Linked DNA regions of Homo sapiens: region 2 is linked to region 1. The links are chromatin contacts, found by Hi-C or POLR2A ChIA-PET in ENCODE. All regions are on one chromosome and are shown on one strand. Each heading gives the region's core, a stretch centred on a gene start or an enhancer-like site at or near the end of the contact. The rest is flanking DNA. Distances are from core to core; before and after follow the strand shown. Region 1 holds the start of KDF1 (keratinocyte differentiation factor 1). Region 2 overlaps LOC101928391 (a long non-coding RNA gene).

Region 1 (6,968 bases), core at 1,722-4,221:
CTAGGTGCCTCAGGGGACTGACAGATTTCAGGTTGCCTCAGGGTAGAACCAGCGCCACTGGGTACAAAGAAAAAAAGACTTAGGCTCTACGTTGACCAGAGTATGGATGGGGGATAGGAGGTGAGGGAGAGAGTGAAATCCCATCTGCAACGGTATCCCAAATAAAATTCTAACAGGTGATTTTAAATTCCCTTGCAATCTGAGCTAAGTGGTTAAAAATCTTTGCTTTAGTTTGAGAAATGTGGGGTATGGATTCACACATTCACGCAATTAACAGATATTTACTGAGGGCCCACTGTGTGCCACATGCTGGATTTATTATTATTATTATTATTATTTGAGACAGTCTTACTCTGTCACCAACGCTGGAGTGCATGGCACGATCTTGGCTCACTGCAACCTCTGCCTCCCAGGTGGAGGCAATTCTCATGCCTCAGCCTCCTGAGTAGCTGGAATTACAGGTGCATGCCACCACACCCAGCTAATTTTTTTGTATTTTTAATAGAGATGGGGTTTCACCATGTTGGCCAGGCTGGTCTCGAACTCCTGACCTCAAGTATCCACCTGCCTCAGCCTCCCAAAGTGCTGACATTACAGGCATAAGCCACCGCGCCCAGCCAGCTGTTCTAAATTCTTTTTTTTTTTTTTTTTTTTGAGATGGAGTCTCACTCTGTTGCCCAGTCTGGAGTGGAGTGCAGTGGCGTGGTCTTGGCTCACTGCAACCTCTGCCTCCCGGGTGCAAGCGATTCTCCTGCCTCAGCCTCCTGAGTGGCTGGGACTACAGGCGCGTGCCACGCCTGGCTAATTTTTTGTATTTTTAGTAGAGATGGGGTTTCACCATGTTAGTCAGGATGGTCTGATCTCCTGACCTCGTGATCCACCCACCTCGGCCTCTCAAAGTACTGGGATTACAGGCGTGAGCCACCGCGCCCGGCCTAGCTGTTCTAAATTCTATGGATAAAGTGATAAAACAGACAAAATCCCTCAACCTCAGGAGTTTACAATCCAGTGAGAGTTGATTATTGATGGCTTACACTGTTCTAAGTACTTCAGACATAATAACCAATTAATTTTCACAACCCTCTTTGTAATATTATTACCTGTATTATTATACTAAAGCACAGACAGGTTAAATAAGTTGTCCAAAGCCATACATCTATCTGTACACAATTGGCCTGGCCCCAGACTCTTATCCACTACCCCATCCCATCTATTACTTGGGAGAAAAGAGGCAGTCAAAGCTGCCAGCTCCATGGACCAGCGTGTGCCCAGAGAGAGCCCATGTTGGGAGCCCTGTCTTCCAGGCTCAAGCCTTCAGGAGAGTGGACAGATCTACAGTTAACCATGCTGAGCTCGGAAGTACGTGGGGCTCCTGAGGATGGACTGGCTATTGTCTTCTCCCCAACCTCCAAAGCTTTAGGACTCTCTATTATTGATTAAATTAATACAACGAGGTGCCCAGCGTTGTGCTAAATGCTGAGAAAACAGCAGTGAATGGGCCAGAGGACTTTCACCTTATTTGACTCTCACAATTGCTCTGAAAATAAGTAGTATATCTCCATTTCACAGATCAGGAATCTGAAGCTCAGAAAGGTGAAGTGACTGGCCCAGAGACACCTAGCAAGAGAGGGCTGGAGTAAGATTTGCACTGTGGCCCGCCAGGCTCTGAAGCCTGCGTACTTTGTGTGTGCCACACATCTCCAGCGGTGGTGGGATGAGAAGAGAAGACCTGGGATAAGGACAATGCCTGCCTCAGTTCCCCACTTCCCTCCAGCCATTGAACCCTCCTGAAGTCAAACTCAGGCAGTTTCTTCCAGGCTGTATCTCCCCGACCCTGCTGCCACCGCCCCGCCACCACCCCGCCCAATCCTAGGAACCTGGTCACTTGGTTTAGTGAGGGGAGACTCCCTGTCCCTATTGTGGCTTGAGGCAAGATTCTTAACCTCACTTTCCTCATCTTTAAATAAGGAGAGACTAGTATCTTCATGCCCCGCCAATCCCGTGAGATTTAAATGAAATATTGAGTGCAGGGGGCTTCCCGCAGTGGCCTTGCCCATGGGAGGGGCTAGGTCACTAGGCGATCTAAGGCACCGCAAGGATGTTCCCGGGGGTCAGAGGGTCCCGGCCCGCCCTCCCTGGATTTCTCGTTGATGCTTTCCTCTTCCCCCTTAGTCCCGCGAACACACACACACACTCAAGGGTCTATGTACCGTCCCCTCCTCCGAGGGTCCCCAGGACAGGCCCGGCCGCACCAGCCTCTGCCCCCAGCCCAGTGCCAAGCCTCGGACACCCGGCCGGGGAGGACCACCCCAGTCCTGCTCGAGAAACAGCCGTCGGCTCAGTGCACCCTCGGCCTCCTGCCCCAAAGGTGCAGCCCGAGAGTCCCATATCCGCGGGCAGCTAGTCCTGGGGACAAGGAAGAACCAGATCCTGGCACTGTCCCCCGGGCTACCACAGCCCCTACACCAACTCTGCCCTCGGGGCGAGCACTACCCTCTCCAGCTGCAAGGGCCCTACCCCGCGGGCGGACCCAGCCTCCCTCCCGTCCCGACGCTGTTCCTCGGGGTGAGCACCAGCGTTTGTCCCATCCCGACGCTGCCCCCCGGTGAGTGCGGCCCCCGCACCCAGCCAGTGCAGCCCTAAGGGCGAACGCGGCCCCTCACCCCATTCTGCGCGCCCAGCCCGGGCGCCCGCTCAGGCCGCTCCCCAGCCCGGCCCGCGCACCCCGGAAGTAGGAGGGTGGCCCCCGAGGAACCGGGCCCGGGACCCTCTCCTGTCCGGGCTCAGCTTCGGGGGGCTCCCGACACCGGCGCCGCCCTGGCTTGCGCCCCCCTGGGCCCGCGCCGGGCTTACCTGTCCCGCCAGGTGAGCCGCCTCCGGCTCAGCCCCTCCCCCGCCCCCTCGCCGCTCACCTGGGGCGCAGGTGAGCGTCTCGCGGGAGCGCTGCACGGGCCGCCGCTAGGGACACACTTCCTGCCTCCGCGAAGCGCTACCGCGCACCTGGACCGAGGCCCCGCCCCGGGGCTCTGCAGAGCTGCGCGTCCCCGCTCGAGTGCTCGGCCCGTTCAGCCTAGTCCGGGTAGGTGAGGTGTGGCGGGGAGGGGTCGAGAGGCGCTGGGGCTCAGTCTCCTCTTCTGTTCAACAGGCTGGTGGTCCTGTCAGTCTCTGAGCACCTGTGGAACTTCTGCCCGGCCGTAAAGCTCCAACTCAAAGGGAAGCTCTCTTCTGGGAAGCTTTCCCTGATCCTGTCTGTTTTTCTGTTGGTTAGAACAGTCCCTGTACTCAGCACACTGTCGTTTTGTTGTCTTCTGTCTCCTCCTTTAGCCTCCTACCTTGCAGGGTTTGGTCTTGTTCCCCTGTGTTCCTGGTGCTCAGCACAGGTCCTGGCACATACTAGGTGTTCAACAAATATTTTCCACTGAATGAGGCCCTGGGCCCCAATTTCTCCCTTTGCCCTGAGGCAGAACTGGGAGCCTGGGCCGCTGATCAGTTTACCTTTTCTTTTGTTCAGAGAAATCTGCAGGTAAAGACAGGAACCTCAGCTCTGAGGCCCCGAGTAGGGTAGAGGAGGGGGACCGGATATGCAGCTCTGAAAGATACATCCAGGATCAGAAGTGGTGGCCAAAATGGGCCATGGTCACTACATCCAAAAAAGGTCTCTGCAAGAGGCAACACCATTGAATGTCAATAAGGCAAGGCTCAGACTATTCTGGGTTACTGTTCCCCTTAATATTAATAACAACTCAATAACTTAACAATAGCATTAATAAACAAGTGACTTGGCCGGGCGCAGTGGCTCATGCCTGTAATCCCAGCACTTTGGGAGGCCGAGGCGGGAGGATCGCGAGGTGGGAGTTTGAGACCAGCCTGGCCAACATAGTGAAACCCAGTCTCTACTAAAAATACAAAAAATTAGCCTAGCATGGTAGCAAGTGCCTGTAATCCCAGCTACTCGGGAGGCTGAGGCAGGAGAATGGCTTGAACCCAGCAGGCAGAGGTTGCAGTGAGCCGAGATCGCGCCATTGCACTCCAGCCTGGGCGACAGAGCGAGACTCTGTCTCAAATAAACAAAACAAACAAACAAACAAGTGACTTTTAGGGAGCATCTCCAGGAGCCATGCATGCCGAAGCCGTTAATCTGTGAAGTGGGTCAGGTATTATCATATCCATTTTACAGTAAGAGGAAACTGAAGCTTAGAGAGGGGACATTGTTTGCTCAGGCAGTTGGCACAAACTGACTTTTGGCAAGGCACTTTCCTTCTCTAAACCTAATCTCTGGAGATAGTAGTACCTCTCTTTAACTGGGAGGATTAAAAGAGATCATGGATGCAACAGGAAGATATCACTGGGATGCATTAGGCATAGGTGTTCAATTTCCACCAGAGACCCTCCATCCCAGCGCCTCCCACCACATCTTGTCCACATTCCCTCCTGAGGAAAGTGCACATTGTATTCTTATTTGGAGCTCAGAGAATGAGTCACATCCTCACTTCACAGTCACATCTTGTGCAGTTGAACATCTGTGTACTCTAAAACCTAGCAAGTCCATTCCTATGGTACAGCCACAGTAAGCTCTTGTGCAATGCACCAGGAGAGAATGTATACAAGAATGTTACTAGAAACATTGTTTGTGGTAGCCCCAAACCGAAAACACGGAAATGCTACTGACAGGAGATAGAGAAATGTGGGATATTCATGCAAAGGAATTAATTATAGAGCAGTAGAAAATGAATGAAAAATAGCAACATGGTTGGATCATGGTAATATAATATTGGATTGAAAAAAGGCAAATCTCAGAAGACTACATATGGAATGACATCCTTTATATATGATTCAAAAATAACTAGAACTACTGCATCTAAGCATAATATTTGGTTGAACCATATGAATTTGCTGTTATTTGACCTGTTTTGATCTAAAAGTAATGGCAGATTCATGTGCTTCAGCCTAATTTTTACGTGAAAAAAAACTAAGAAAAGAGCAAGGCGTTGGGTGCAATAGCCTGGGCCTGTAATCCCAGCTACTTGGGAGGCTGAGGCAAGAGAATCTCTTGAGCCAAGGAGTTCAAGACCAGCCTGGGCAACATAGCAAGACCCTATCTCAAAAAAGAAAAGAAAGAAAAGAGCAAGGGAATGAGAAACACAAAGTTCAGAATAATGAATACCTGGGGGGCTAGGCATGGTGGCTCATGCCTATAATCCCAGCACTTTGGGAAGCCAAGGATTTGGGAGGTTTGGTTGAGCCCAGGACTTCAAGACCAGCCTGGGCAACATAGAAGGACCTGTCTCTATGGAAGGAAAAAAAAAAAAAAAAAAAGGCTGGTCATGCATCTGTGGTCCCAGCTACTTGGGAGGCTGTGGCAGGAGGATTGCTTGAGCCCAGGAGGTCAAGGCTGCAGTGAACCATATTAACACCACTGCCCTGCCCTCCAGCCTGGAACACACCACACACACACACACACACACACACACACACACACACACACACACAAAATTACCTGGGGGAGGATGCAGGGATCCTCCTATTAAATCTACCTGTGGGAGAGAAACCCATAGGTAGATTTAATTTTTAGCAATGTTCTGGTTTTTGTGAATAGTGGATTCAGGGGCTTTCATTTTATAATGAATGAATGAAAAAATAGAAGTTTATGCTCTAATGCTAAATAATTAGAGTTAGTGTCACTTGCAAAGTTCTCAAGATACGCAAACACATGAGAGCCTAGGGTCTTATTTATTTTATTTTATTTTATTTTATTTTATTTTTTTGAGATGGAGTCTCGCTTTGTCACCAGGCTGGAGTGCAGTGGCACGATCTCGGCTCGCTGCAACCTCTGCCTCCCGGGTTCAAGCAGTTCTGCCTCAGCCTCCCAAGTAGCTGGGACTGCAGGTGTGCACCACCATGCCCAGCTAATTTTTTTATTTTTAGTAGAGACAGGGTTTCACCATGTTGGCCAGGATGGTCTCAATCTCTTGACCTCAATGATCCGCCTGCGTCGACCTCCCAAAGTGCTGGGATTACAGGCGTGAGCCACTGCGCCTGGCCTAGGTTCTTATTTAGTTTTTGTTGTTGTTGTTGTTGTTGCTGTTGTTTGAGACAGGGTCTCACTTTGTCACCCAGTCTGAAGTGCAGAGATGTGATCTTGGCTCACAGTAGCCTCCGCCTCCTGGGTTCAAGGAATCCTCCCACCTCAGCCTCCCGAGTAGCTGGGAGTATTAAGTATTATTTAGTTTTCTCCCCATTTATTTATTCATTCTTTTTTTAAAAAGAAAAAATTAAGGTATAATTTACCTATAGTAAAATTCACCCTTTTTAGTGTACAGTTTTGTGAGTTTTGAAAAATGCATACAATGGCACAACTGCCACAGCAATCAAGATATAGATCAGTTCCATCACCTCCCAGAAATTCCCCTGAACCCCTCTGTGGTCAGTTCCTCCCCTTGACTCCAGCCCTTAACAACCACTGATCTTTCTTCTGTTTCCATAGTTTTGCTTTTTCCAGAACTTTAGCTGTAGAAGTGCAGAATTGCTCTACAAAATTCTAATTCTGTGGTACCTAAAATGCTGTAGATTAATAAGAATATGATGACTGAAGCAGCTCAGAGCTACTTTCCTTGCCTAGAAAGAATAAAGGAAGAAAGGAAGGAAGGAAGGAAGGAAGGAAATAAATAAATAAATATGATCTCTGAACCTCTGGCTACGCTTTCTGGTGAGTGTTTTGTGAAGAGTTTTGCAATAGGCACAAGGTAGCTGTTATTCTAATTATAGCCACACTGAAACCTCCCCTTTCTCTGCTCGTCTCCCTCCCTCACTCAAAGATACTGGGCCCTGTTCCGAAGGGTCCTTCCCATTGCCACGGTGCGTATTCAAAAAGTCTGTCAAAAATCAATGACACTTGGGCCAGGCACAGTGGCTCATGCCTGTAATCCTAGCACTTTGGGAGGCCGAGGCAGGTGGATCACTTGAGATCA
Region 2 (6,968 bases), core at 2,570-5,069, 98 kb after region 1:
CTCACCAACGTTCATTTTTAATTTTATCATTTAAAAATCTTTTATAGTTATGTAAACAACTTCAAACTTTTTTCCAGAGCTAGGTGATGAATAACCAAATAGGGGAAGGAATTTCAATTGCCCCTAATCCTATATTAGTCCCTGTGCAGATGGGCCTAATGAGTACTGCACCAGGATTTCTAATTATCCTTAATGAGCTCCTAAAATTCATGGGGCATGATAGAATGAGGTTGATTGTTAATCAAATGGCCCAATGAATCAAGCCTCCTGGTATCTACGCCCTTGGATAGGCCCCTCCCATGGTGACTCTGGGATTGGCCACGTGACTTGCTTTGGCTAGTGGGACATCAGTGACTATGACACAGAGGCCAGATAAGTGCTTGTGATTTGGGGCTTACTCTGTTAGCACTGTCCTGGAACCACCATGTGAGGAAACCTAGGCTACATGGTCATCCTTGAGGATGAAAGATCTCATGAAGAGTGAGGCTTAACCATCCCCACCATCCCAGCTGAACCTAGCCCACAGCCATTCTTCCAGCTGAACGTAGCTGCACAAGTAAGCCCTGGAAAAATCAGCAGAAGAATGCAGCCAACCCACATTTTCATGAGAAATAAAAAAACATTACTGTTTTAAGCCTAAGTCTTGGGTGGTTTGTTATGCAGCAACAGCGAACTGATACAATGGGTCGCAGAAACACTCACAGGACAGTATTTCTGTGCTGCTATTTCCACTTGATATTCTGGAGCTTCATGTAGATCTGTTGCAGTGAAGCAATAAAACAATACAGTGGCTTAAACAAGATTGTTTGTTTTCTTGTATGTAAGAGGTCGGAGTTAGGTCTTCATGTTTTCATGTCTGGTGGGTCAACTGTGCCCACCTTCAAAATGGCCCTTCTGGCTGGGCATGGTGGCTCACATCTGTAATCCCAGTACCTTGGGAGACAGAAGTGGGCATATCACTTGAGCTCAGGAATTTGAGGCCAGTCTGGGCAACATAGTGAGACCCCGTCTCTACTAAAAATACAAAAAATAAGCTGGGCGGCTGGGCGCAGTGGCTCACGCCTGTAATCCCAGCACTTTGGGAGGCCGAGGCGGGTAGATCACGAGGGCAGAAGTTCAAGACTAGCCTGGCCACGATGGTGAAACCCCGATTCTACTAAAAATACAAGAATTAGCTGGGTGTGGTGGTGGGGGCCTGTAATACCAGCTATTCTGGAGGCTGAGGCAGAGAATTGCTTGAACCTGGGAGGTGGAGGTTGCAGTGAGCCGAAATCGCACCACTGCACTCCAGCCTGGGCGACAGAGTGAGACTCCGTCTCAAAAAAAATAAAATAAAATAAAATAAGCTGGGTATGGTGGCCCACACCTCTAGTCCCAGCTACTCCGGAGGCTGAGGTAGGAGGATTGCTTGAGTCCAGGAGGTGGAGGTTGCAGTGAGCTGTGATCACACCATTGCACCCCAGCCTGGGTGACAGAGTGAGACCCTGTTTCAAAAAAAAAAAAAACAGAGACAGAAGAGTGAGGTGGGAAAATACCCAATCCTTTGGCACGTATCACTTCGATTCATATTTCTTTGCTAAAGCTTGGGCCCATGGCTTCACCTAGTTGCAAGGGAAACTGGGAAATGTACTTTCTTTCTTCTTCTTCTTCTTTTTTTTGAGATGAAGAGTCTCGCTCGCTCCGTCGCCCAGACTGGAGTGCAATGGCGTGATCTCGGCTCACTGCAACCTCCGCCTCCTGTGTTTAAGCAATTCTCCTGCCTCACCCTCCCAAGTAGCTGGGATTACAGGCACTGGCCACCACACCCGGCCAATTTTTTGTATTTTTAGTAGAGACGGGGTTTCATCATGTTCGCCAGGCTAGTCTTGAACTCCTGACCTCAAGTGATCCACCCGCCTCCGCCTCCCAAAGTGCTGGGATTACAGGTGTGAGCCACCAGGCCCGGCCTGGGAAATGTGCTTTCTAGCCACGCAGCATGTGCCCAGCTAAAATATGGCCATTCTATTTATTAAAGAGAGAAGGAGAAACTACGCATTTGAGGATGACTAGCAGTCAATGCTGTGTAATCTGCCTCCAGGGTTCTCAGCAGTGTTCTCAGTAAATATGAGTATCCCATGGATTAGGTGGTTTAATTTCTTATCATAAAACAATCATAAGTATCAAGTTTTTATCTATGAATTGGTTAGGGAGATTTAGGCTGCAAGTAACAGAATACTAAGCTAAAAGTTGTCTAAAGAGTTGGGAGTTTCCTAGCTTAGCCAACATAAGAGGAGACCTCTATCTTTACAAATAATTTTTTTTTTTTTTTTTTTTTTGGAGACAGAGGCTTGCTCTGTTGCCCAGGCTGGAGCGCAGTGGTGCGATCTCGGCTCACTGCAACCTCCACCTCCCGGGTTCAAGTGATTCTTCTGCCTCAGCCTCCCAAGTAGCTGGGACTACAGGCACATACCACCACGCCTGGCTAATTTTTGTATTTTTAGTAGAGATGGGGTTTCCTCATGTTGGCCAGGCTGGTCTTGAACTCCTGAACTCGTGATCTGCCCGCCTCAGCCTCCCAAAGTGCTGGGATTACAGGCGTGAGCCACTGTGCCCGGCCTTCTCCGAATAATTTTTTTAAATGAGCCAGGTGCGGTGGTATGTGCCTGTGGTCCCAGCTACTCAGGAGGCTGAGGCAGGAGGATCGTCTGAGCCTGGGAGGTCAAGGCTGCAGTGAGCCATGATCACACCACTACAGTCCAGCCTCCAGCCTCTGCAATGGAGTGAGAGTGTCTCAAAAAAAAAAAAAAAAAAAAAAAAACACAACAAAAAAACCCCACAGGACTTTTATCTTAAGATATCTTGGGGTAGACCATTTTTGAGTCAAGGCCCTCATGGTTGAAAGATGACTACCGTGGCTCCAAGCATCATATCCACAGAGAGCAACTAAATAACAGCTGTTATATATTGAGTACTTATCATGTGCTAGAACTGTCTGGGCATTTTAGGTGTATTCACTCATTTGATTTTCACAGCACCCTGAGAAGAAAGTCCAATTATTTTCATTTTGCAGAGGAGGAACACGAGGTACAGAAAGGTCAAGTAATCTGCTTAAGACAACACAGCCAATCGGAGGCAGAGCCATGCTTTTAGCCCAGATGGTTTGACCCTGGAGCCTGCACTTTTGTGTGGCTGCATTTGCCACGGGCAGCATCTCAGGAAGGGAGGCTTGGACAGGGGTCCTCCTAAAACATCTCTTTTTGTAAGAGGAGGAAAATTCCTCCCAGAAGCCCCCAGCAGCCTCCCCCTCTTATCTCATTGGCCAGAACAGGGTCCCATGGTTCTCCCCAACCCAATTACCAGCAGAGGGGAGTGGATCAAATGTAAATATCCCAGTCACCATCCACCTGGGGGTAATTAGTACATTGTCCTCCCACCAGAACAAAACAAGCTTCTTTTAGCAAGGAAGCGGGGGGGCAAATATCTGCCCCTAGGCAGAACCCATGGTTGGTAGCTGGGGTCCGCCAGCCCACTGGGATTGAAATAAGGTTGGCTCAGACCCCATCCCTTACTTTCCACAAGGCTTCTGCAATTTCTCAGGCTTACAATTGTGTGCCTCTGATTTCCGGCTTCTGCTGAATTCTAGCAGCTGTTCCCTTTATTTCTGCCCTGGAATTGACTCAAATGTAGGATGCAGCCCGTTTCTTCTCCCAAGAAACCGTGGATACCAGACTGCTCTGTAAGCAGAATTTCACTAAGATTTGTGGGTCCCTGGAAGAGTTATAGAGTGGCTCAGCACACGACTGAAAGTGGCACTGGGACGTCTCTGCTCTTACAAGCTGGTTTCTCAGGCATCCTCCAGCCCCGCCCGCACAGGGCTGCTGCTCCCATCTGCTGGCGCCCATGCCCATCTACCCGCCTCCCTTCTTCAGCCCCTGCGTGACAGACACCTCGATGCCCCAGGGGCTTCCAATTCTCACACAGGAGACCCTGCATTTCAGCTCTCCCTAGCCCCTCCTGCTCTTCCCAAACCAGGCTGCCAAGCCAAACCCAGTAAGGGCCTTTTAAGAACAAAAGGGCCTTTTAGTTAATGCAGCAGGATCTACTTTCCTTAGAAGGAAGCTTTGGTTATAAATAACAACCTTTCCCCTCTGGATTCCTCCAGGTGCATTGGAAATTCAAATTTCAGAATAAGCTGACTGCCAAGAGGGCCCTCCCCCTGTCGGGAGTCCCTTAGTCCATGGGAAATTCACAGAGAAGGAAACAGTCACTTTTCCTGCACCTGAGAAGGTAAAAATCAAACTGCCTTAGAAAGATTCTGTCCTCCTAAAAACTGGTGCCTCTGTACACCTCAAGGAGTCAGCAGGCTCTCCCTCCGAGGCTTAAAAGCCTCAGGGATTTCTTTTTTTCTTTTTTTCTTTTTTTTTTTTTGAGACGGAGTCTCGCTCTGTCACCCAGGCTGGAGTGCAGTGGCGCGGTCTTGGCTCACTGCAACCTCTGCCTGCCGGGTTCAAGTGATTCTCCTGCCTCAGCCACCTGTGAGCCACCGTGCCAGCCAGCCTCAGTGATTTCTTAGGAGCCTGTTGTATGCAATCTTGAGGGCTGAAGAAGTGAGAGGGACCCACCCCATCCTACCTCTACAGAATGCTTGGCACCCCCACCAATGTTCCTAGACTCCATCTCAGGACCAAGGTAGTGTAGACCCAAAGCCCGGCCCTATCCTGGCTCCCAAGCATCCCACAGCCTCTGGGGTAGAGGTGGTTAGAGGCACCAGCTCTAGACCTTGGCTGCCTTCTGTCTGCCCTCAGGGTCTGCTCAGATCAGGACACCCCCTCCCCCAGGCTGGGGCTCAGCCTCAGCATCCTTGGCAGGGCTCCCCACAGGGGCATTTCCACAACTTTCCAGCCCTGGCCTCCTGTTCAAGGGTTCGGCCTCAGGCAGGACTAGAGCTGAGTTGCAGAGGAGGAGGAGGAGCGGGGAGAGAGCCGAGTAGTTCAGGTTGCCGCAGGGGAGACAGGAGGGAGGAGAAGAGAAGGAGGGGAGGGAGCGAAGGTCCTCAGAACCCAAGTGCGGGGCAGCCTCAGGAAGGTGACTTCTGTTATTCTCCCTGTGTGCTGTGTCTTTAGGAAAATCCCCCTCACACGACAGCCCAACAGCCTTATACCCGCAGTTGCTCTGGGAGCAGGGGAAAATGTCCTGCAGTTCTTGCCCCTCATTTGGGTCAACTCCAGGACAGAAGTAAAGGCGACAGCTGCAAGGAATCAGCAGAAGCAGGACAGCAGCCATGAGCACATGAGCCCCCAGAGCTGGCAGAAACCTTGGAGGCTTTGTGTAGCTACAGTGATGGCCACGTCTGGGCTGGCACTCACCTTATGCCAGTCTCTAGGGAGGAGCCCGCATTTGCAGGCTGGGTTACATCTTTTCCCCTCTTCCACGCTGGGATTCTTTTTTTTTTTTTTTTTTTTTTTTGAGACAGAGTCTCGCTCTGTCGCCCAGGCTGGAGTGCAGTGGTGCGATCTCGGCTCACTGCAAACTCCGCCTCCCAGGTTCAAGCAATTCTCCTGCCTCAGCCTCCGGAGTAGCTGGGATTACAGGCACCCACCCCCATGCCCGGCTAATTTTTGTATTTTTAGTAGAGACAGGGTTTCGCCATGTTGGCCAAGCTAGTCTCAAACTCCTGACCTCAGGTGATCCGCCTGCCTTGGCCTCCCAAAGTGCGGGGATTACAAGCATGAGCCACCGTGCCCGGCCTGGAAATTGTTTTTTTTTTTAAACCCTCAGGTGATTCTGACTCTCCTGGAACCTGAGAACCACCAGTCTACGGGAACAGAGCCCTGCTTTGGGTCAGGTGTGTATAACTATGGTATTCCCTTTCTTCTCTGCCTCTATTGTTGATGTTGTTTTTTTGTTTTTTGTTTTTTTTTGAAACGGAGTCTCGCTGTTGCCCAGGCTGGAGTGCAGTGGCGCAATCTCGGCTCACTACAATCTCCGCCTCTGGGGTTCACGCCATTCTCCTGCCTCAGCCTCCCGAGTAGCTGGTAAGGGAGGAGACCACCCCTCACATTGTCTTATGCCCAATTTCTGCCTCCAAAGAAAGAAGTAAAAACTAAAAGGCAGAAATGAAATCCACAGGCAGACAGCCCGGCGCTGCACCCTGGGCCTGGTAGTTAAAGATCGACCCCTGACCTAATCAGTTATGTTGTCTATAGATTACAGACATTGTATAGAAATGCACTGTGAAAATCCCTATCTGTTTTGTTCCGATCTAGTTACCAGTGCATGCAGACCCCAGTCACGTACCCCTTGCTTGCTCAATCAATCCCGACCCCCTCACACGCACCCTCCTTAGAGTTGTGAGCCCTTAAAAGGGATAGGAATTGCTCACTCGGGGAGCTCGGCTCTCGAGACAGGAGTCTTGCCGATGCCCCCAGCCGATTAAACCCCTTCCTTCAACTCGGTGTCTGAGGAGTTTTGTCTGCAGCTCGTCCTGCTACACTGGGACTACAGGCGCTCGCCACCACGCCCGGCTAATTTTTTATATTTTTTAGTAGAGGCAGGGTTTCACCGTGTTAGCCAGGATGGTCTCGATTGCCTGACCTCATGATCCGCCTGCCTTGGCCTCCCAAAGTGTTGGGATTACAGGCGTGAGCCACCGCGCCCGGCCCCACTCTCTACCTCTGTTTGTTTAGGGGCAGGCATAGAATCCCATTCTAGTCAATGAGACAGAAAGGGGTTCTGGAAAGTTCCCCCACCCCCTTATAAAACAAGGAGGACGTCTTCAAGGAGGACGTCTGAGGAGAAGCTTTGCCGTGGCCTTTTGCCTTTGGATGCTGCCAGAGGGGTTAGAAGGCGGAGCTCCACAGTCAGGCAGCTGGGGTGTGTATCCTAGCGGGGAGAGCAAGAGACAGTGGGACAAAAATAATAACAGTAATAGCAGCAATGCTTCTTGAGGACTTTCCGCATGGCAGGCCCTATTCTAAGCACCTCATGTA

The links. A loop is a pair of places that touch in the nucleus more often than their neighbours do. ChIA-PET counts read pairs that join two places held with the same protein, here RNA polymerase II (POLR2A). Pooled maps may share reads with other maps.
Region 2: POLR2A ChIA-PET joins it to region 1 with 10 read pairs in AG04450. The contact joins the enhancer-like site here to the promoter of KDF1 in region 1. A Hi-C loop is called at or near these places in 11 of 168 maps with a recorded cell type or tissue (CD14-positive monocyte, Caco-2, HCT116 and 8 more), 2 of 37 single-sample maps with no recorded cell type and 15 of 50 pooled maps. POLR2A ChIA-PET finds 5 or more read pairs at or near these places in 7 of 52 experiments (AG04450, Caco-2, H1 and 2 more).

The regions. Positions count from the first base shown.
Region 1 is chr1:26,957,497-26,964,464 of GRCh38, forward strand. It overlaps KDF1 (keratinocyte differentiation factor 1), which reads right to left and starts at 2,972. Exons shown (of 4, transcript NM_152365.3): 1 at 2,854-2,972. RefSeq lists an enhancer at 2,410-3,092 and a silencer at 3,962-4,256.
Region 2 is chr1:27,054,257-27,061,224 of GRCh38, forward strand. LOC101928391 (a long non-coding RNA gene) reads left to right here. Exons shown (of 8, transcript XR_007065559.1): 6 at 4,142-4,266; 7 at 5,758-5,824. Among named protein-coding and RNA genes, the nearest start is that of TENT5B, 45 kb to the left of the region's middle. RefSeq lists silencers at 3,782-4,076, 4,802-5,096. Within about 2 kb of position 3,820, at least 3 of the 41 ENCODE cell types and tissues checked have a DNase peak (open chromatin) inside an H3K27ac peak, as active enhancers do.